Regions from separate parts of the Mus musculus genome. Here regions 1 and 3 are each linked to region 2. A link is a loop called in an ENCODE intact Hi-C map of the cell type or tissue named here. Cell type or tissue: heart. All regions are shown on one strand. Links, peaks and the distances in the headings refer to the core of each region. The heading gives the core; the rest is flanking DNA.

What was found. Peaks named below come from ENCODE experiments on the same cell type or tissue, not always from the same donor. Only the 100,000 strongest peaks of a DNase experiment are listed, where the experiment ranks them.
Region 1: it touches region 2 in a loop (7-fold over the local background); 4 of 42 quality-filtered maps call a loop at or near these places.
Region 3: a loop joins it to region 2, with 4 times the contacts of the local background. A loop is called at or near these places in 5 of 42 quality-filtered maps.

Annotation. Positions count from the first base shown.
Region 1 is chr9:37,485,696-37,492,942 of GRCm38, reverse strand. Msantd2 (Myb/SANT-like DNA-binding domain containing 2) reads right to left here and starts at 3,622. Exons shown (of 4, transcript NM_146222.2): 1 at 3,110-3,622. The coding sequence starts at 3,619. In heart, for the core only: no CTCF peak of the experiment used is centred there; DNase peaks (open chromatin) are centred at 3,052 and 3,692; H3K4me3 peaks cover 2,998 bases; H3K27ac peaks cover 2,601 bases.
Region 2 is chr9:37,609,858-37,617,104 of GRCm38, reverse strand. Spa17 (sperm autoantigenic protein 17) reads left to right here and starts at 3,385. Exons shown (of 5, transcript NM_011449.2): 1 at 3,385-3,549; 2 at 5,087-5,269. The coding sequence starts at 5,116. Siae (sialic acid acetylesterase) reads right to left here and starts at 3,284. Exons shown (of 10, transcript NM_011734.4): 1 at 3,179-3,284; 2 at 144-305. The coding sequence starts at 3,245. In heart, for the core only: no CTCF peak of the experiment used is centred there; a DNase peak (open chromatin) is centred at 3,324; H3K4me3 peaks cover 1,596 bases; H3K27ac peaks cover 1,753 bases.
Region 3 is chr9:37,523,989-37,531,235 of GRCm38, reverse strand. Esam (endothelial cell-specific adhesion molecule) reads right to left here and starts at 3,147. Exons shown (of 7, transcript NM_027102.3): 1 at 2,946-3,147. The coding sequence starts at 3,015. Msantd2 (Myb/SANT-like DNA-binding domain containing 2) reads right to left here. Exons shown (of 4, transcript NM_146222.2): 4 at 7,071-7,247. In heart, for the core only: CTCF peaks have their summits at 3,232 and 4,061 (motif pointing left); DNase peaks (open chromatin) are centred at 2,475, 3,175 and 3,935; H3K4me3 peaks cover 3,422 bases; H3K27ac peaks cover 2,826 bases; H3K27me3 peaks cover 1,357 bases.

The sequences.
Region 1 (7,247 bases), core at 1,505-6,504, 120 kb after region 2:
TGTATTTGACTCCATGGCCTTACAGAAAATAGGCAAGCACTCTACCACAGAGCTAACTCCTCAGCCTTCTAAAGCTTAGCTTTAATGCAATATTTTTTAAATTGGGTTCCAAAGTCCACATTTTTAATTTTCAATAACACTACTATAATTTATTTATATAAATTTTTATACATTCAGTCACAGTTTGTATCAACTTGACACAAACCTAGATACACCTGAGAAGAGGGAAACTCAGTTGAGGAAATGCCTCTAGTTGTAACCATGTCTGTAAGGCGGTCTCTTAATTGCTAATTGATATAGGCGGGCCCAGCCTACTGTAGGTGGTGCTATCCCTGGGAAGGTACACCTGAACTATGAAAGAAAGGTAGAGAGCCGGGCGTGGTGGCTCACGCCTTTAATCCCAGCACTTGGGAGGCAGAGATAGGCGGATTTCTGAGTTCGAGGCCAGCCTGGTCTACAGAGTGAATTCCAGGACAGCCAGGGCTATACAGTGAAACCTTGTCTCGAAAAACCAAAAAAAAAAAAAAAAAAAGAAAGAAAGAAAGAAAGGTAGAAGAGCAAGCCAAGGAAGCCAGCCAGTATGTGGTGCTCCTGTGTGGTCTCTGCTTCAGGTCCTACAGACTCCTTCCTTGAGCTCCGGCCCTGGTGAGGCTGTTTGAATTAGCATGGCCTCCACAGACTCACATATTTAAACGCTTGGCTTTAGTTGGTAGAACTGTTTGGGGAAGGATTAGGAAGCATGGTCTTGAGGAAGGAGATTTGTCCCCAGGGGTAAACTCTGAGCTTTCGAAAGCCAATCTCTTCCTCTCTGCATCCTGCTTGAGAATCAGTGTAAGCTCTTTGCTACTGCTCCAGCGCCATGCCTGCTGCCAGACCTGGACCACCATGATGATCCTGGACCAAGACTCACCCTCTGAAACTGTAAACAAGCCTGCAATTAAATGCTGTCTTTTAATACATTGCCTTGGTCATGGTATCTCTTCAAAGCAATAGTAAACTAAAATACCTAGCTTCCCTAAGCTATAAGCTGTTAGTCAAACAAACCCTTTCCTCTACACTGGTTTTGGTCAGTGTTTTATCACAGCAACAAAAAGTTAAAAAAAAAAAAAAATACCTTCCAAAACTCTTTCTCTACTTTCTCAGATGAACAAAGCATTTATTCAGTGCCTACTGAATGCTGGTTTGTGGAGGGACCAGACTAGAACTTGTCCTTAATTCTGGAGGAAAATATCAACATTAACAGAGTCTGAGTTTCTTGATCAAAAGCAAACATTTGTCATCCCTCCTTGTCTGTTAACTGCTACGGTATCAGAGAACCCAGCATCATCTCATAATCCCAAAAGACTAAAAGTTGGAGGTCAACTTGATCTTACCTGTCTGAAAACAGGTAAACTGATCCTCTAAATTCTTCAGAGGCTCAATCTCCTTTCTTTGCTTTAGATTTCCTTCTCATAACTGGACAATGAAGCATTCCAACTAGATATCCCCTGGTTGTTTGAGAAACAATTTTATGGAGAGATTTACATTCAGCAAGGTTTTGATAGTACACCTTGAAAATCCTATGAATAAAAATCAAGAAAACAGGCATAATTTACAAATGCCTAAGACACTCTCAGAACTCCAGAAAAGTTTGTGGGTGGATGCTACACAGGGCAGCTCAAAGAAACTGCCCCAAATTTAACATGAACGACCCTGAATAAAGCAATGAATGAAATCCAAACAACATATTATCTAGTACATATTATCTCAATGACATTCTTGTTTAACAAAGGAGCTCAATAAGAATCCTCAAATGAACATAATCAAATAATCTAACTTTGCTTTCTAATGGGTGTAAAATTAATCTAACAGTTAACAATGAAACCGCTGTTTCTGGAACAAATTTTCTAAGTAACAACGTCTCCAAATGAACATCTGTGGAGCCAAGGCCTCATGAACTATGGCACAATCCCCCCCACCCCCCATTCAGTGTGATTACCCTTACTTAAACAACTATTCTTACTGAGTTTTATGGTTGTTTGCTAATGTGATATTCTCAGTTGTGACTCTTTTTCGTCCCCAGAAAAAGTAGCCTTCACTATGAGAAGTGAACACTAGGTAAACACAATGTAATGTTTTCAATGAAAACTGGGAGAAACTCTGAGCAGACACTAGTAAGAGGGAAGAGCTTAACTAAAGTACAGCTCCTTGTCTGCAAAGGCAGATACGAAGGCCTAGACAACGCATTAGAAACAGTAAACCGATATGCAGGCTGATGGTAAAATTAACCCACATTAAGCCTCCACATTTAAACATGCTGATGCATAAGGATGGCCAGATGCATACTCGGTTTTACTTGTCCGCATCCGGGCACCCTAACTAAAGCAGAAAAAACCTGGGTGACAAGAGAGGGCTTCCTCAGAATTAGAAGCCTCCTGACTCTCAAGGCAACCTGACTCTGAAAAGATCGCCAGTCCAAATTCCAAAAGAACCTTCAAGCAGACTAACGTTCAAGGTGTCCTCTACTGTCCTCTACCTCCACGATAACAATACACGACCTTTCTTTCACTAAGCCTTTCCAGCTCTCCAAAAGCACCTCAAATCTTGCTAGTCCTTGTATCACCTCAACTGACAAGCAAAGCGACTGACACAAAAGGCCAGCCGTCCCAATGCTCTATTCTTGAAACTTCAGCAAAGGAAAAAAATCTTACACTGGGCGCTCATCCGGCCCTCTGCTACCCTTCCTCAATTCCATCCCAGCTGGAAAGCTTCAGTCTGGGAGCCCCTCTATCTGGGAACAAAGCAGTGCGGGCGACAGCACCCGCGACAGTTGCGGGCCCCGCGCACAATGAGAGAAACTACCAACTTCAGAGCGCAGGAACATCCTCAATTGGCAAGAAAGAGGGGCGGCGGCAGACACGCCCAACTTCAAACTCAGGAAACCTACGGGCTGGCGGCCATCTGGAAAGAAGCGCCCCTTCCCAGGGAGAGAAGAAAGAGGCGGAGCAGACACAAGGGATACCCGGGGCCCGGGAGGGGAGCCCCGCGCTCGGCCCGGCCCCCGCCCCCAGGCCCGTTTCCCCGCCTTCTCTGCCTCTGGTTCGCAGCCCCGGGCAGAGCGGCCGGTTACCTTGATGCGCTCCCGGCACTGGGACGGGGTCCGCTCGTAGCCCAGCTCGGCCAGGGCCCGGGACACGCGCTCGTACATGGCCGGCCCAGGGGCCTTGCTGCCGAATACCGTGCCGGCTCCCTCCAGCTGCTGGTACCGCGCCTCCACCAGCCGCTCGTTGCCCCATACAGCGATGAGCGCGTTCGTCTCTGCCGGCGTCCACGACATACCCCGGCAGGCGGCGGCAGCGGCCGCCGCAGCCCCGCCACTGCCGCCGCCGGGCGAGAAGGAGACCGAGGACGAGGCAGCGCCGCGGCCCCCCAGCCCCAGCCCGAGACCCCCGGACGCCGCGGCCCCCGAGCCCGCCGCGCTGCCGGGCCCGAGAGGGGAGGCTCCCCGAGGCGTGGAAGGGTCGGACAGCGATGGGTTCCCGTCGCTCAGGTCGCCGGGAGACGCCGGGGAAAGCACCTCCATCTTCGGAATTTTGAGCGGCGAGTTGGCGGGCAGCTCCGAGCCACAGGGCGCAGCCATCTTCCAAGCCGCCGCCGCTGCACCGCCCGGAAGTGACGCACCCCTGCATCCGGCCACCGGGGTCTCCGGGGCTGCCCTGGGGCCTGGCTCGGGGCTGAGTGGCTCGCCGCGGTCAGAGGGCCCGGAGGATGTGTCTGGCTGGCCCAAGCAGCCCGCAAATCTTCGCCTTTCCCCTCCAGCCAGCTGGTGCCGGCCGCTCCTCTCCCGGGAGGAGAAGCTGGGACCCGGCGCACCCAAGCTCCGAGCAGAGAAGGGTGGGGGCATGAGGGCGCGGGAGTGAAGGACTGGTTGGAGCCTCCCCACTTCCTTTCCAATCTCAACCCTCACAACAGGGGTGAGGCCCGCGAGGGCCTCGAATTAAGGACGAATTGGCTATTTCTGTTTTCCTGTCTCCGCCCCTGAGCCTATCCTCCCTCTAAGCCCGCCTTTAGGTACGGGAACCGAGGTCCAGACTGGAGACTAGGAAACCCTACAAAGGGTATGTGGAGGAAGGCAAAGCGGGAAGGCTGCTTGCAGTGGTTCTGGACAAGACTTTCGAGAACAGATATGAGTTAGAGTTTGCACGCTTTAGCTTTTCAAGAAACTCAGCCTCTATAGCAACTCTGATTGCACTCACGTGTTCTGCTAGGCAAACACCCTGTCACTGAGCCACACCCACAAGCTTCGTTTCGTTTGTTTTCTTGTTCCTCTGAGTAACTGTGTAGCCAATGATAAAGTAAATGTCTTTCTTGCTTTTATACAGTATCTATAATGGGGACATGAAAGAGCTCCAGAGCCCAGCAGAATAGCTACTCCGGTACCTCAGTCCACTGGGATTTGGGACTGGTTTAAAATTTCCCAGTCAAGTTCAAGGAAATGAAACTGTTCCTGTGACCTAGTAGTAAATTAGCACTCATCACTCACTCCTGAATATTTCCGTAAAGTCTTGAACATTGAAGTATCATATAGCTATAAGATATAACCTTGTTTGTGTGGTATTATTTTGGTTTTTGACACAAGGTTTTTCTGTGTTATCCTGGCTGTCCTGGAACTAAGTCTATAGACCAGGCTGGCCTCAAACTCCGCCTGCCGCCTCTGCCTCTGGAATGTTGGGATTAAAGGCCTGAGCTGCCACCACCACCTAGTCAATTTCCATATTCTTTAAAGCTGGAAATCCTGTTTATCTCAGATCATTAACTTTAAAACCTCAGTAGTGGCAGAAAGATGCCTCAACCAGTACAGGTATTTGCTGCCAAGCCCGCCCAATGACTGAAGACAACCTGCTCTCATGACTTGTTCTTTGACCGTCATACATGGGACATGCCACCCATATCCCCACACTTACACACAAAATTAAACTTCATTTTAAAATGTGTTCGTTTAGTTTTATGTGTATAAACGTTTGCCTATGTGTGTATGTGTGAAGGGGCCTGATGTTGGTAACGGTCAGCAAAAGGCATCAGATCCCTTAGAACTGGAATTACAAGACTTGCAAGCCATCTGCAGGTTCTGAGTCCCTTGTAAGAGTAACTAATGAGTAATCTCTCCAGGCCCCACGCAAGATAATTTAAAAAAAAGGGGGGGGGGGTGTTTGTTTGTTTGTTGGTTGGTTTTGGTTTGTTTTGTTTTGTTTGTTTTTTGTTTTTTCGAGACAGGGTTTCTCTGTTATAGCCCTGGCTGTCCTGGCACTCACTTTGTAGACCAGGCTGGCCTAGAACTCAGAAATCCGCCTGCCTCTGTTTTTTGTTTTTAAAGCAGACTGTAACTGAGGCAGCTGACCAATGATATTATGAATAAATTATGCAGTCTCTCTCGGTCACTCAGTGTTTTTCTAACTAACAAATATATGTTATGGTTTTGCAAGGAAAAGAAAAAGCTGAAGTCAGCCAGTTATAGAATAATGGTGGTCATTGTTGAAAAGCCAAAGGATTATGCTTTAAGTAATAAAATCAGGCATAACTATCTTCATCTGTCATAGTAAAATGCCATCATAGCATGCTTTAACCCCAGCACTCAGGAGGCAGAAGCAGATAGAGTTCTGTGACCACCCTAGTCTTACATGAGTTCCAGGCCAGCACTACAAAGTGAGACCACTGTATTTTGTTAAGTTTGCTGTATAAAGAAGTCTTAAGAACCGTTACGGAATTTATTTATTTGGACAAGTCCTACTATGGTCAAAGATGTCCTTGAACCCCTGATCTGCCTGGCTCTGCCTTTCATGTACTAGTGGTTCCCCCTTATCTAAAAGCAAGACCTTGCAGTCATCTTGGGTAAGGTTAAGGATTCTGAAGTCTGAATGCCTGGCTTCAAATTCCACTTCTGTGTCCTGCAACAATTTCTTCATCTAAGAAGTGAGACAGATCTCACAGCATTATTTAAGAGTTAAATGGGTAAATACAGGAAGAACCTGAAAATAGTGGACAGTTCACAGTAAACACTGCATGAGGCCCAGATTTTTGTTTTTGTTTTTGTTTTGTTTTTTTTGTTTTTTTCGAGACAGGGTTTCTCTGTATAGCCCTGGCTGTCCTGGAACTCACTTTGTAGACCAGGCTGGCCTCGAACTCAGAAATCCACCAGCCTCTGCCTCCTGAGTGCTGGGATTAAAGGCGTGTGCCACCACGCCCGGCTCAGATTTTTGTTTTTAATATAAAGTACTGAGCATACACGAAAGGGAGAGTCTTTTTTTTTTTTTTTTTTTTTTGAGTATCACAAAAGTTTATTTAGTAAGAAGTTCCATATGAAAATGTACGCGACCTAATTCTACATCACAATCAAACAGGCCTTTGGGGAGGGATGTGGACACACTGCTTGCTGAACACTGGTCAGACTCTTTCCAAGGCTTCTAACTTGATAATGCTGTTTCCTCAGATGACCACCATGCCGATGTTGTTCTGCTGCCCACTGGTTGCCATCTCCACACAAGAGTCATTCTTAAATCATGTACAAAATGAGAAATTCCAAAGGGCTTTTTTTTTTTTTTTTTTTTGGGTTTTTCAAGACAGGGTTTCTCTGTATAGCCCTGGCTGTCCTGGAGCTCACTTTGTAGACCAGGCTGGCCTCGAACTCAGAAATCCGCCTGCCTCTGCCTCCCAAGTGCTGGGATTAAAGGCGCACCACCACGCCCAGCTGGTTTTTGGTTTTTTGAGACAGGGTTTCTCTGTGCAGTCCTGGCTGTCCTGGAACTCACTCTGTAGTCCACGCTGGCCTCGAACTCAGAAATCCACCTGCCTCTGCCTCCCAAGTGCTGGGATTAAAGGCGTGCGCCACCACTGCTCCAAAGAGCTTATTTTTCTCTTAATGTAAGCCTGACAGCAGTCCTCCCTTCTGTCACCTAATTCTGGATGGTTCTCAAATCAAGTCTCACTCAGGAAGCCTTTCTAGGTAAGGCCGACTTAGAGGGCTCCCCTCTCACAGACTTCAGTTACCACTTATTTCTGTTTCATTCCTCTTCCTTCCCATACCCTTGAGCCTCCCTAATAAGAAAAAACTGTAGCAAGATTAAAATTCCAGTAGCGTCCTAAAAAGTAAAACTGTGAATCCAAATGATAGTTGTAAATAAATAAGCATCTGCTTGTAAGATAGTATATGAAATAAAGTATTAAACAATATACACTATGTGACTACTTTAATTTAGACTATCCCTTTATTC
Region 2 (7,247 bases), core at 1,127-6,126:
ATGGATGATGGATGGATGAACAGATGGATGGATGATGGATGGATGGATTGACAACTTGAGGGGGAGCCATAAGCATTCATTTTCAGATAATCCAGCAGGTGGCAGAAGAGGACAATAACTGAACAGAGAATGGGCTGCCTTACCTTTCACACTGGTCACTTTCTTCATGATGGTTTCCTGACCTTGGCACAAGGTCACTGTCACTGTGGCTCCAGGTGTACCAAAGCCCCAGATCACAGCCCCTGAAGGCTCCTTCTGCAGCACCATGTAATTATCGATGTATGAAGCAAAGCGAAAACCAATACCTATAAATATCAACAAGCACTTAGGAGAACATAATCAGGAGATTCAGCATCATGTGGATCCGGTAAAAGGAAGTAACATATAGTCCCTATACTAAAGAATATGAGCCCACTTAAGCCTTTTAATCTTCCAAAACCGGGTCCAGTTGCTCCAGATTAAATAAACAACATAATAAGAACAGTTTCCAACAATATGTATCACAGCAGAACATGACCATTAAGAGAAACTTAGAACCCAAGATAACAACTAATGTACATGCTCTCCTTCCTTCCCCTTCACAGTTCTTGGCCAACCCTTGCTCTAAAACTTGGCTCTAGAATTTAACATTCCTCTCTCAAGTCACTAAAATGAACCTTCCATGCACCTCACAGATGGTGATGATAAGAAAAACAAGGCACTTCCTTCCCTAACTCTCCATCACTGTGCCCACTCCTAGTAGCTCATAGGTCCTCTAATGTTGCTGTACCCATCTTTGGCTCCTCCTCTCCATCCTATCAATGCCAAACCCCTTCAAGTGTTTTCTCTTGAGGGTTTATTTTGTTGTTGATGATGATGTAATTTTGTTGATTGGTTTTGTTTGTTGCTTTTTGTCTTTGATGACCTGGTTTACCACACTTACGACTGTGAAAATGTTTCCTTTCCAGTAAGCTCAGATAAGTCAGGAGACAAAAATACGATCGTGGAGAGACAGAAGGTTAAAAATCTCTGAGAAAAAGTCTTGTCACCATTTCACAAGCAAAGAAAAGAGGAGGCACACTTGCATATTGGATTCTGTGCTAAGAATCACTAACAAGACTGAATAAGAATTCACTTTAACGAGATCTTTTCTATTTTTAACTCATAGCCTATATCGGAGAACTTTTTAAATAACAAGCATTGATCCAAATGATCCCAGTGAGCTCATAGAAATTTAAGTAGGAAAATCATAAAATCATCCCAATTTGTCTCAGCAGGGGAGAGTTTTTAAAAATCCTACAAAGAAAATATTTTACAAAATTAAGGGCTTTTTGGTTTGTTTTGGTTTGGTTGGTTTTTGGTTTTTTGTTTTTAATAAAAGTGATAGACAGGGAAGAGAATTAGAATTAACAAAGCTGACATTTTCCTTGCTGAAAGCTACAAAAGATGGCAGGCCCCTTAGGCTATACTTAACAGGGCAGTCGAGCTAATGGGGGTCCCCTCACAAGCTTGGTGGCCTATTAATACTGCTTTTTAAGTTACAGGCTAACCCTAAAAATCCTCAGTTTTCTTTCTCACTCCGGAGCTAGTTCGATCAGGAAGCCTACATGGCAATCAAGGATTATCCGGAAAGCTTAACAACCTCAAGAAGCATGTACCATGAGCAAAATACTCTGGAACCACAACATCCCAGAATTGCATAAGCAGGATGGCAGCCTGCTGGGGAAACCGGGAGGCATATGTGTGGGAGGGCCCTGTCTTGGGTAGATACAGAACAAAAGCTGAAAAGTAAACGCATAAATAAGAGCTAAGCAAAGAGAAGACTTGAGTTGGAAGAACAGAGTGAAGAAAATATTCCTTACATGGGCAACAATGTTGCAGTCCATAGGATGGGGAATGCCTTCCCAAGCCCTTCTGTGTTTGCCAACATTCAGTTATAGAAGCTCTTTGTGAATGGATTTATGGTGAGAAAAAAAAAATTTAGAGGTGGAAATTATCTTTATAATAAACGTGTTAATTGTGTTACTACCGATGAAGAGATATAACCTAACCACATTACCCATCAAGGGACTAGAGCACAAATAGATTAAGCAATTTTAAAGAATAATTAGAACAGCTATGAATTCAATGAATATCTCTTTAATGATACCTAGTACTTTACACATTGAGACTGCAACCCTGGAAGGAAAAATAATTCCAATAGTAGATAAAAATTCTTGCTGCCAAGGATCTTACAATCTACTAGGAGCTTACTCGTGTAGCAGAGTTCTTAAGAAAGAAGACAGTAATGTCCTTGACAGGCCTCAGAAGGTAGTTTATGACAGAATGAGAATCAACGTCATCTAATTCCAAAGGAATTGCAATTTCATTTTTGCTGTGAGGATAATGGTAATGGGACCACAAATTCCTAGCACTCCAGCCAAGAGCTTTATCACTGAGCTATATTCTCATCCCCCCCCCCAAATTTCATTTATTGACAGTCTATGGATGAGGTCCACTCTTTCAGTGATACAAAGAAAAGAAGGGTGGGTGGCTCCAGCAGTAACCTTTTACTTTAAGTGAATAGATTCCTATCTTTTGATATCTCCATGCAGAGGGCAATGTCCAGCTCAGGTTAGTCAGATGACAAGCTCTGACCTGCACAATGGCCAGTGTGAAATAGCTCCCTCTCCAGTGTGATGAGTCTTACCCCTCCACTAGTATCTCTTAGGCTGTATCAAAATTCAGAGCTGAACCTTAAATTATTCTGAGCTAGTGAGGGGGTTGTATTTCTTAGCCCTAATAACCACTTAGAAACTAGTAAAATTTAATTCCCTCAAGGCACCCATCCCGACAGAAGCCCTCCCCAAGGGCACTACTGAGGGGGCAGGTGTTGAAGTATTTTGGATGACTCAGACACCTGTTTCCAAATATTATCTAACTAAGCTTCGCCCCCTTCTCTTTGAGCTCTCCTCAAGGCTTCGGTCTGGGGACTCTGGAGCCTATTCCAATGGGTAAACCGAAGTCTCTCCCTGCCTCCTATGCTGCAAATGAGGTACCCTGCATGAAAAAGGCAGTAGATGGGCCCAACAGTACCTTGAGCCAGAACTAGGTGCGAAAAGTCCAGTTCTGACTCAAACCAGACCTTTAAAGGGGACGCATGCCATGATCCTGCAGAAGATCTGAAAGGCAAGGGTCCGGCACAGCTGTGACACCTCACCTGCACTTCTGCTGACTCGCGCGATTATGAGCAGCACTATCCCAAACACAGGCCCCGGGGAAACCATGTTTGTGAAGATCCTGATTAACCCGCCGAATTCAGGAAGAGCCCCTATGCGGGGGCGGGGACAGGGCAGAGGCGTGGTCTTGCGTAGTGGGCGGGGCCTGGGAGGGTCTACCTATCGGGCCCCACCCTCAAGCCTTCAGTACGCGAAACCATCAGCGGCGCGGCGCGGCGCGGCGCAGGGCGCTCCCCTCCCGGCCTCCGTAGTTAAAAAAAAAAGAAAAAAGAAAAAAGAAAAAAAAAAACGGTTACCCAGCAACGAGATAAAACACTGGAACCATCCGCACCAGCTTGAAGAGAAAGAAGAGGTGAGGCAGTTTCCCCCACTCCCTCTCCAATGTGGAGGCTTCGCCATTTTCCTTCGTGCCGTAGTCTCTCCGCATCTCCAATACTCCCGCAACTCCTGGACCAGACAGAGAGCCTGGCAAGCCCTTTCTCGGAGAATCTGGAACGCTAGGTCTTTGGCGTCCCGCCCACGGTTTGACCTGCTTCCCCTCGACAGCCTGTCCTCCCCCGCCCGGTTCAGGGCTTTACACAGCTCTCAAGATTCGATATCTAATCTGCTGTTTGTGGCCAAAAGAGAGAAAGGGAAGAGACTCCACAGGTTAGGCCTTGTTAAACCTCTAGTCCTCCAGCCTCGACCCCAACCAGCGCCGCCTTTGTGCTTCTTGGGGGAGGCAGAGGGAGCACACGCCCAGACCCGAAGCTCTCTTTTCTCAATAATCAAATCCTATGTCAGCCACCTTTAAGCCAGTCCTCGAATAATAAGATAAAAGAAGGCCTGAGAAAACCAGAAAATAAGATTCCCCAAACATCAAAAGCTGACTCCCAAATACACGACCTCCCCTTTCACAATCCCTCATCAGAAAGCAGAGGCACTTGAGAACATGCTTCAAAAGTTGGGGCTGAAAAACAAGTGAAACTATTCAACAAATTATAATAATTTCTAGAACGACTAGATTTTTGTTTGCTTGCTTGCTATTTGTTTGATTTTTGGGTTTTTGAGGCAGGGTTTCTCTGTTTAGCCCCTGGCTGTCCGGAAACTCACCCTGTAGACAAGGCTGACCTTGAACTCACAAAGACCCACCTACCCTTGCCTCCCAAGTACTGCACTTGAAATAGTTTCTTCTCAGCAATGTAAAGGGGATTGTTTATACCAGCTTCTCAGCAATCATTGTCTCTTCAATACTGTGGGCTTGCAACATCTACCCTCACCTCTTAAGGACAGAAAAACAAAGTACTTAATCTAGTGAAAACTGTGGTTCTCTAACTTTGAAAATATGTATTTGTCTAATTTAATGGATCTGGATTTATGATACTATAATTCACAAAGCATAGTGTTTATCCACCAGGCTGGCTCTAATCGCCGCACTTGGGAGACAGAGGCAGGTAGATCTCTGAGTTAGAGGGCAGCCTGGTCTACATAGTTACAGAACAGCCAGAGCTATGTTGAGAGACTCTGTCTCAGAAAACAAACAAAATAGTTCAGTGGTAGAATTCAAAACTCTAGGAGAAAAGGATAGACGTGGTGGGGTGAATTTGGTGTTCATTTATTTAGTATGTGCATGTGTATGGGCACGGCCTCCATGATGTCGTCAGCCTATGGAAGTCAGAGAACATTTTGTGAGAGTCAGTTCACTTCGGCCACAATAGGATGTGCGTGGATTTGATTCAGATCTACTGAGATAGAGAGAGCACCAGGACCTAGATTGTGTGACTTTTTTCTTTTTAAAGTCCAAAATATGGTATGTGTGTTTGAGAAATGATTTGAGTCGTGATAGTGAGTTGGTTTGTGAAACTTGTGATTATATAATTTAAATTAGGCACTTTTTACTGAATCTTTAGGTACCATATAGGCAATTCTTTCCGAGGAGATGTCGATTCCTTTCTCCAACACCCACTACCGAATTCCACAAGGATTTGGAAATCTTCTTGAAGGGCTGACACGGGAGATTCTGAGGGAGCAACCGGACAATATACCAGCTTTTGCCGCAGCGTATTTTGAGAACCTTCTAGAGAAAAGAGAGAGTAAGCTCTTTTAAAAAAAAAAATAGGAATTTTAAAATAAACTAAGCATTTCATTATGGTAAAACTTAAGATTGAGGAATATACATGTCTTCAGCCTGTGACCACCATGTACGTGCAAACACATATCTAGCACTACACACACACACACACACACACACATACACACACACACACACACACACACACGGGAGCATGAAAACATACACACATACAAAAAAGAAAAAAAGAACATTAAAAATCATGGTCATTGTGCAGAAAGCCTTTATAAGGCCAGTGGTTGCAAGTACGGCTCTTACTGTTTGCAACAGGCTGTGACAGTTCAGTACCCTGCCATTCTCTCTGTATTTCTCACAGATGCAGTATGGAAGGACCCTATTCTCAGGCAACCCTGCTAGCTCACTGCCTGTTCTTCCTGAGAGGATAATTTGCAGTTTTCTTTAAATTTTGATTCTTCTCATTTGAAAGTATCATAAGTGTTATAAAAATAATTTAACACTCCCTAGATTAAATAAACCGGGTTTCGCTGGGGTATATGAAACTGTTCTTCAACGAAGGCACAGAAACAAACTGCTTTGGCAAGTGAATTGCCAGCTGGGAAGGTAATTTACATTCTATGTACTTTCCAGGTCCCATCCTGCACAGAGACTAAGGTTCATGCTAGCAGTGACTTTGATTTTAAGCCAAAGTGAAGTTCCTATACTTCCTTTGTACGATGTACAAATCCCAGCCTTGACGATTCATGAATATGAGGATCTGGCTCACAGGTCAAAGGGGGAAAGAACAATTATCATCATGTTTGTGCTGAAAACCTACTCTTGCCTGGAACAATCATAGTATAGAAGGTTTGTTACCATTACTTTAGGCAAAGTAGACTGGAAATACCCCTAAGCAAACAGATGTTCCTTCATAAATCATTTTACAGAGAGAGGAAACCCAGGACACAGATAGAATCCAAATAACTCACACACACTGAACAGCTCCACCTCCTGTCCCTTGTGATCCTGCCTTTGAAGAACTCAAAATTTCCACCAGTTTCCTGACTCCTGCTGGTCTGTTTCATATCCAGTCAGGGTGAATGTTTGCTGCACAATCTACAATATTAGTAGGGGAAAGCTATTAAGATATATTGTCTGATTAAAAGTAATGTTTGTATGAACATGAATTTGGTTATTGTAACATTGACTTTTACAAATTCATGCAGTAAAAATCTTTAGTCATTTGTTTAATTTTAGAACTCAGGAGCATACCATTAAAAAAATATTTGAGTCATTGTTACCAGGTCACAGTAATAAAAACAATTGATGACTAATGGCCTTAGAATACTAGTTCTCTGATAAACAAGTGGCTAAAACCATTTGAAAAAAAAACTTAACCACCACACCCACTTCCACTTACGTCAACTAAAGGTGAATTACCAACTGATACAGTGTAAAAACTTAACCTTCACAAGTATAATCAAAATAAATGAGTGTGGACTTCTAAACCAACAATGTCCGGTCTCCCACATGGCAAGAATTCCCTTGCCACCGTTTTTCATGGGTGGCTAGTAGTCTTCATTTTTGTGACAGGAAACCTGTGACTATACAGTGTAAGTGGTAGCTCAAGTCATTAGGAGAAAATGGACTTCTTAAATAGTATTGAGATCAAAATAAGAAAACAAAATTGTATCAATACTTTATATCATAGCCCCAGATAAATAATAAGTTGATTCCAGATTTAAATACTAAGAAAGAAACCATATAAATGCTGGGAGGTACTTCATCCCTTAAGAAAAACATCTTGCTTGCCAAGTTGCTTCAAACTCAAAGGCAACACGGTTGAAGGAACAGATTGATGGAACTGACAGCATAAGAAGTCAGCTTGTGTGTAACAAAGCAGCATGAAGAAAACAAAATAACAAACTGAGAAAAATGCTTGCAGTTCACGTCCCAGCAGCCCAGTGAGTTAATAAGCCTAATAAATAGCTTGTAAAAATCAT
Region 3 (7,247 bases), core at 1,033-6,032, 86 kb after region 2:
ACCTCCAGAAGGGCGATTCCAGAAGGGAAAGCAGACCTGGTTTTGACCCACACCCCCACGGCACACACTTGCTCCTCCAGTCTCCTTGGTGGCAAGGGAGAATGGAGATGCCAGGCCAGGTCACCCAGACTCTTCAAGCCCGAGCTCGCAACTGGATGGCAGATCGCTACGTAGTTACTCATTAACCGCGCGGCTCCCTCTGAACTCCGGGAGCCAGCCCTCAGCTCCAGCGCCTGCTGGTGACTAGGAGAATCCCAGGCCTTGGCTCAGTCCCACTGAGTCGGCTACCCTAGGGAAACGCACGCCTGAGACTCAGCCAAACCCTCAAGAACACTTTTGGGGGTCCTGACTATCAAAGCGAAATGCCACTGAATTGTAGGAAGTGTCAGGATGAGAGTTGAGGACATTCTTCCCACAAGTACAAAGCTTCCCCAGCATGCGTTGGGGATAGGAAAGGGAGTGTCCCTTTCGGTTAGGGGGACACTGATGACACTCCAGTGCCAAGTGCTAAAGCCTTTTGGAAAATGACTTTGGATTAGCACAAAGCGGAGCCTGGTGACACCAGCAGCTCTCTTCCTGGGCCCTGCTCTTCCTGGATCATAGCACTCTGCACGCAGGACAAGCTGCCACCTTGGAGAAGGTGAGCGGGCAGCCGAGGCTCGGAGGCCCCAGACCATCTGCGCCAGCAAAGCCAATCGGAAGGCTGGGGAGACTTAGAACCCTACCGAGCCAGGATGCGCGCCTCCCCCATCGCTTCCCGGCCGCGTCTTAACCAAGGCTCCCACCCCTACTCCTTGTCCTTCGTGGCACCCCCCACCCCTGACATTTCCTGGCGGATCCCTGCAGTCGGAGCAGGAAACTTGCGCCCGCCGATAAGGCAGAAGACAATGAAGCCCGGCCCGTTAGACCGGAGGCTCTGCAGGCAAAAACAACCCGGCCTTGAGAAGGTCCACTTCCCTCCAGGGACTCTGCCTGCAGGTTGTTCCGCTACCGCCAGGCGCACCTTCCTAGCCTTCTTGGGGTAAGGCCAGTAAGGAGGGAAACATGTCTTTATCAGATAGACTTCAGCTTCCCTCCCCAAGAGTGTTCTAGCTGCCTCTTCCAGGTTTTGCACTTGCAGTTTGCAAAGCGAGGGGCAGGGGCTGGGAGTGGGAGGTGAGTTGCAGCATGTACACCCTTGCTTCGAGGTGAGCAAGGGACTCCTGGGATTTCCCAGCTCTCTGCTCTAGAGTCACTTGAAACGGAAGAATCCCCTAACTGATCAAATCTTTTTGTGACTGGGTGCCGCAAGGAGAAAAATGGGGAGTCCCTGGGTTCCAGTGAAGGACTCCGGAGCTGCTCAAGAATAGCATCGTTCAGCCCAATCTAAGACCAGAAGGAGAGAGCCAAGGGCCTAAGCAGAGCGAATGGGCCCTTCTCCCCAGGGCTACTATTTTTAGTTTCCCTATTTCTCTGAGAAACTCCCTTTGTGGGCTTCTCACGCTCCAGGGACAGTTCTGAGCCACGAAAGAGCACATGGGGGGGGGGGAGGGTTGCCTTGTGCCTTCCCCAGGAGCAGCGAGTGCATTTAACCCTCCAGAGGCCAAGAAGGGCAACCTTCGTGGCATTATTAGTAGCATTTTAGGCTCTGGATCTTTGATATGACAAAATCAAACTCAAAAGCTGAAAGAGAAAAAGGAGGGGCCACGGGTGACCTACAGAGGATGCCTGTGATGTTCAGGCAGCCAATATAGGTTTTTCCTCCCTTGCTTGGAGGCTGACATTGCCCTCTCCAACACAGTAAGGGCCAAGCTGAGGAAGAATGCAGAAAAGAAACAGAAGCTGAGGTTGAAGGTGCAAAAGCAGAGCTGAGAAGCTGAAGGCACAGGAAACACTCCAAGCTTTGGAGGGAAGGGCACAGAAGCTCTGAGACTCATATTTGGGAACCTAAGATCTCATGCCCTCAACACCACTAGGACACAGACCAGGCCGAAAGAAACCATGGGTGGGAGCAGGGAGATCCCCATCAATGTCACTGAATCTACTCTACATTCTTCCAGGTCTTACTTGCTCTGACATCCTCTAGCCCAAGGAAGAAGTTAAAGCGAGGATTCTAAACCCAGAGAGCAAAACAGCCTGGGGAATAGCTTATAAGGGACTTAGTTCCTACTGAGTCATTTCTCTCCAGATATAGTACTGGGTGGGCCACCTCCAGCTCCTGCTTAAGATAGTTGTCCTGGAGAGCTCACCCAAACACTTGTTTCAGGAGGTCCCCTTCCTCTTGGACCCTTTGGCACCCTCTCCCTATTTTCCTTGTTCCTTTGGATCTGAGAAAAGATAAGGACGATGGTAGACCTGATGGTAGGCTGTGTGCTGGAGTCTGAGCAACTGACCTCTTCCCGAATTTCCTGTGTCCAAATGACCTCATGGTCAGGCTTTGGGGGCATCTCCTTTGATTTCCAGGGCAGGAAGCAGGAAGGAAAGAAAAGAGCTTGGTGGGGAAATGCTGGGACGTGAAGTACTGCTTGAAGTACTTGCGTCAAGACTGAGGACCAGGCATTCCCTCAGGGATCTTTCACATCAGCTTGAATGAGGGGTGCGGGGAGGGGGGACTGGAACTAAGTCCTTAAGCCTTTAGTCACTGTCTCATCCAGTGCCTCAGCTTATCCAGCTGTGATGAGTGGGGGTAGAGAGTAGACAGGAATAACTGCCTTAACTCATCCCAGAGGTCTTGGCTGGAGATGCCTTTATCCCCCTCCCCAACACCACACACCACACCAAAGCTGGAAGCCGTTCTAGCCATAGAAGGCAGAAAGTGTAGCACCAACCAGTGATGTCCAGAAGTGGAGAGTAATGAGGAAAGACAAGAATGTCAAACAAAAATCCCTTCAAACCCACTCTCTAAAGTCCTCCCCTAGGATCAGATTTACCTGATCAAAGCCCTCCAGACCCGGTGTTTGACTCACCAAGGGTACTCAGTCCCAGGAACAAAACCCGCAGCAAGCTGGTCTCGGGGGTTCCAGCCTGAAGAATCATGGCCCTCCTTGGCCCGGAGTACTCAGGGAGAGTTGGACACACGGTGTCTACAGGTGTTGTGGGTGAGCGGCGGCAACCCGAATGTGCACAGGAACCAGGCTACTGACCAGGGTGGCTCCAACCCAAGTCAGCGGGTGTGCGGATGGGGAGGTGGGGTGGAGACCGACTGGACAGTGGGCGGGGCATTCAAAGGGGTGGAGAGGTCACCGTCCTGCCGGGCGCGGCGCGCTAGTGACTCGCAGCGGGGGAAGAGAGCTCTCCCCAGGCTCAAACAGCCGGATCCGCCGGCCTCTACCTCATACCTCCAGGGCAGGTGTCAGGAATAGAGGGTGAAAAAGGAGGAATGGGGGCGGGGGGACTAACCTAAATTTAAGAAGTGACCCCGACCCGACAATAAAAGCCCTGTATCTGGGGTCAGAACGGCCGCTCCAAGCCTGGCGTGCGGCATCCCGAATCAAAGCAGAGCAGCCTTCTCGGAGGAAGAGGGGAGCCCCCACGTTGTGTAGTGTGGGTTCAGCTGGGTTAGGAGCAGCCGCTGAAATGGGGATTCGAACTTTATTAGCCCACACCTCTCTCCGCCCGGTTCAGGCCCGAGGCTTCTGGGGAAGACATCCAACATAGCCCTGACGCCACAGGCCTTCCTGCTCCTAAGGCTAGAGAGGGGCTGGTTCTCCAGAGTTCCAGAAACCGAGGCCCGAGGCGGAGTGTATGGGGGTCTGGGGGGAGTCTCGGACCTTTGCCTCATGAAAACACGGAAGACCTGGTACAAGGGAGGTGAGCAGGAAACTGAGGCAACAGTCACAGGCTTAATGCTGACCAGGGAGGAGGGAGCAGCTGCAGGAGGACGGGATATAAATAATGTCTTTCCCTTCTGTACAGCCGCTGGTGTCTTCGCAACCGCCCATCCTTGTAGTGAACGGCTTAGGCCAGTTCTGATCCTTTAATTCCCAGGACTAGATCTTTCCGCTGTGAATTTAATTTCAACCCCACACCCCACCCATGTCATTGGGGGCGGGGATGGGGGTGGCGGCACCTCTGCGCCCCCTGATGGCCCGGGCTGCTTCAGCAGGGGGAACGCACCGGTTCCAGCCTAACAGCCAATAAATAAAAATATGCTTCAAGTATTTGGGCAGGGCTTTGCTGCGCAGGACAGAAGGCATAGCCACGAATGTCTGACGTGGCCTGTTCCGAGGGAGCAGAACTGTCAGGCAGTAGAGGCAGCCTGGCCTCCTCATCTCTACACACCCCATCAGCTCCAGTGTTGTGCAATGGCTTTTCCTACCTAAAGAGCCCCAGCCTGGCTCCTCTTCAAATACCAGTCATGCAGTGGCTCTACGAAATGCCTATACAAACACTAGACTGCCCCTGACATCTATGGAATCTACCTCTTTGGCAGCTCAGCTTTCAAACTTTGTACTGTCAAAAGGTGATGTTAGGGATGGGCTGTCTTGGTTTTCCTTGCCTATCAGATTTTTCTAGATTTGAGAATACTAAAAACATTTTTTAAAAAGTGTGTATGGGCCTGCATGTGTCTGCACCACGTGTGCAGTGCCTGTAGAGGCCAGAAGAGGGTGTCGGATCCCCTGGATTCTGAGCTGCCCTATGAGAAGATGCAATCAAGCCCCAATGCTGCGGAAGATCCTTACCCTTAACCCCAAAGCCATGTCTCCAGTCCCATAAGTACCTCTTTCAAACACCCTTCATCTGTTGCCTGGACCACGTTGTCACTCCAAATGAATAACTCCTCCCAGGAAAAGGAAGTACAAAGCTTTGGCTCTTGCCTAGTGACACTGAAGCGTCTGATGACACAGGTGTGTCCATCCCTGCCCAAGAGCTGCTTCCCAAAATCTCTGTTACATAATCAGCTAAGGACCTAAGGAGAGTGACTGTCCCTATGGCACAGAAGAATTCACAGGCTTTTACGCCTGAATTTTCCTCATTGTCCCCTATTCTAACCACTTCTGACCCCGAGGAAGTCGAAACCTAAACATTGGATGAGTGCAAGGTAGGTTCATCATAGGTTTCTCTCAACCACACTTCATGTACGATCTTAGAAAGAATTTATATTTGGGCTGGAAAGATTTCTCACACCAGTCAAGAGGACGTGTTGGTCTTGCAAAGGACAAAAGTTTAATTCACAGCATCCACATGGTGGTTTACAACCATCCATAATTGCAATACTAGGAAACCTGATGCTTCTGACCTCCACGCATGTGGTAGGTACATATACATACACGGAGGCAAGACACTCACACACATAAAAACAATTTAACTTAAAAATTTTCCAGAAGTCAAAACAAAGCTTGACTAAAAGGGCCTCTCTCCCTCCTGGATCTGTTACAAGGCTTATGGTCTTAGTCAGTCCCCTTGTCTGAGACAATGCTCAATGTCAATGTTACCTGACAGCCTATTGTCTTCTTTTCTATTGTCTCTGGTCAGATAGGATATTCCTATCAGCAAGTCACTGTCCTCACAAGCCTCCATTTCCCAAAGCTCAGTTTTGTCCTCTTCCCTGACCTTTAACCCATTTCAAGCCACTCGGAAACTCAGGCTTGATCTTATCTTTGCCCTCCATCTTGGTCACAGGAGTCTAACAAGGCCACACTCCCAGTTATGCAGGTCTAAAAAGTCCTCACCAACTGTTCCTAAAATATTGTGCCCCATCTATTAACTAGTGAAGGAAAGGAATACACGTAGGTAAGTTCAGCAACTATTAATGATAATTCTGGACTGGTCAGTGGTCACAATGGAGGGGCCATGCAGTGTTCCTGGTAATGTTTGTTCCGCCTGTGACTATGTTTGTTTCAGCACTGGTGACCATGAATTTACTCCTGTATGACACACCATCAGTGCATCCTCGCCTGAGGACCAAAGAGGAAACCTACAAGAATCTCCCAAGGCCCCCACATACAAATACTGCACACACTAAGAGCAGGTGCTGTGCCGACAGTACCTGGGTATTTATACTCTCCCTGAAGTGGCACCTATTTTTAGCAGCTTACATTAGAGAAAGAGGTTACTTCTTAAGCTTAGATTCAAAGAACACAGACCACCTCTGTGGTTAAAATCCCTGAAAAAACATACAAGCATCAATTAGCCAAACGGTATCATACTAAGGAGGGGGGGGGTGTCTTCATTTGAGGGTTGTAGGAAAGAATTTTTTTTAAATATGCAATTTTATTTTTAGTTTTTTTGAGACAAGGTCTCTCTGTGTAGCCCTGGCTGTCCTGGAACTTGCTCTGTAGACTAGTCTACCTTCAAATTCAAGAGATCCATCATACTCTGTCTCCCAAACACTGGGACTAAAGGACCGTACCACTACCTTCTGACTTGTGATTTTTTTTTTAACAGTAGAGAAAACCAGGGCTTATGGGTTCTCGTCTGGACCTGCTGCCCATTTATAGCAAAGCCACTGAAGATGAGTTACCCACGCTCCTGCAATCCTTGACCACCAGCGACTCTTCTTAGCCAAGGGTGCTAAGCTCCACGTGGAGTGGCACCTGACCCACTGGAGTCTCAGAAAAGGAATATGCATGAGTCACTGCCTAGTGGACTGGCACCTTCCAGTTTTTTCTCTCAAGGATCACTCTTCAAAGGCATTAGTATTGTATTTTTACTGGATCTTCATTTTCTTTTGTTTAGACACAGAAAGATCAAGGCATCAAGTTTGTCCTTTTACTACTTAGCAGACTTACCTCAATTAGTAAGTGAAAAACATGGAGAATCAAAGTGCCTTCATACCACTAAAGTTAGAAGGAACAGAAAGAAATACAATATGACTTCTAATGACCTCTGGAACTGACAAGAAAGTACTATCTTCATTGTTAATATATATAGAAAAGAGTGCATTTGCGGGGCTTGGGGGTCTGGTCCTTCCTTTTCTTCTCTTTCCAGTATTGGGGATAGAACCCTGGGTCTTGTACATCTAGATGAGCCACATACAGCCTGTCTGCCCATTCTTACAGCAAAGCCAGACAAATCCCCACAAACAGTGCAGCCACACTCCGCTACAAAAGGCTCAACTAGCACACCCAAGAAGTCAGGAATTCCTTTAATTTTTTTTTTTTTTTTTAAAGTTTAAATGGCAACACAACCATAAAAGTTGGTACATCACATAAACAAAAGTCTTTGCAGGCAACACTGATTGGAAATAGTAAAACACTTGGTCGGTGAAAAAATGAATTCTAAATTATATACAATAGTAGCTAAAGGTAATATTTAAAAACAGCTGT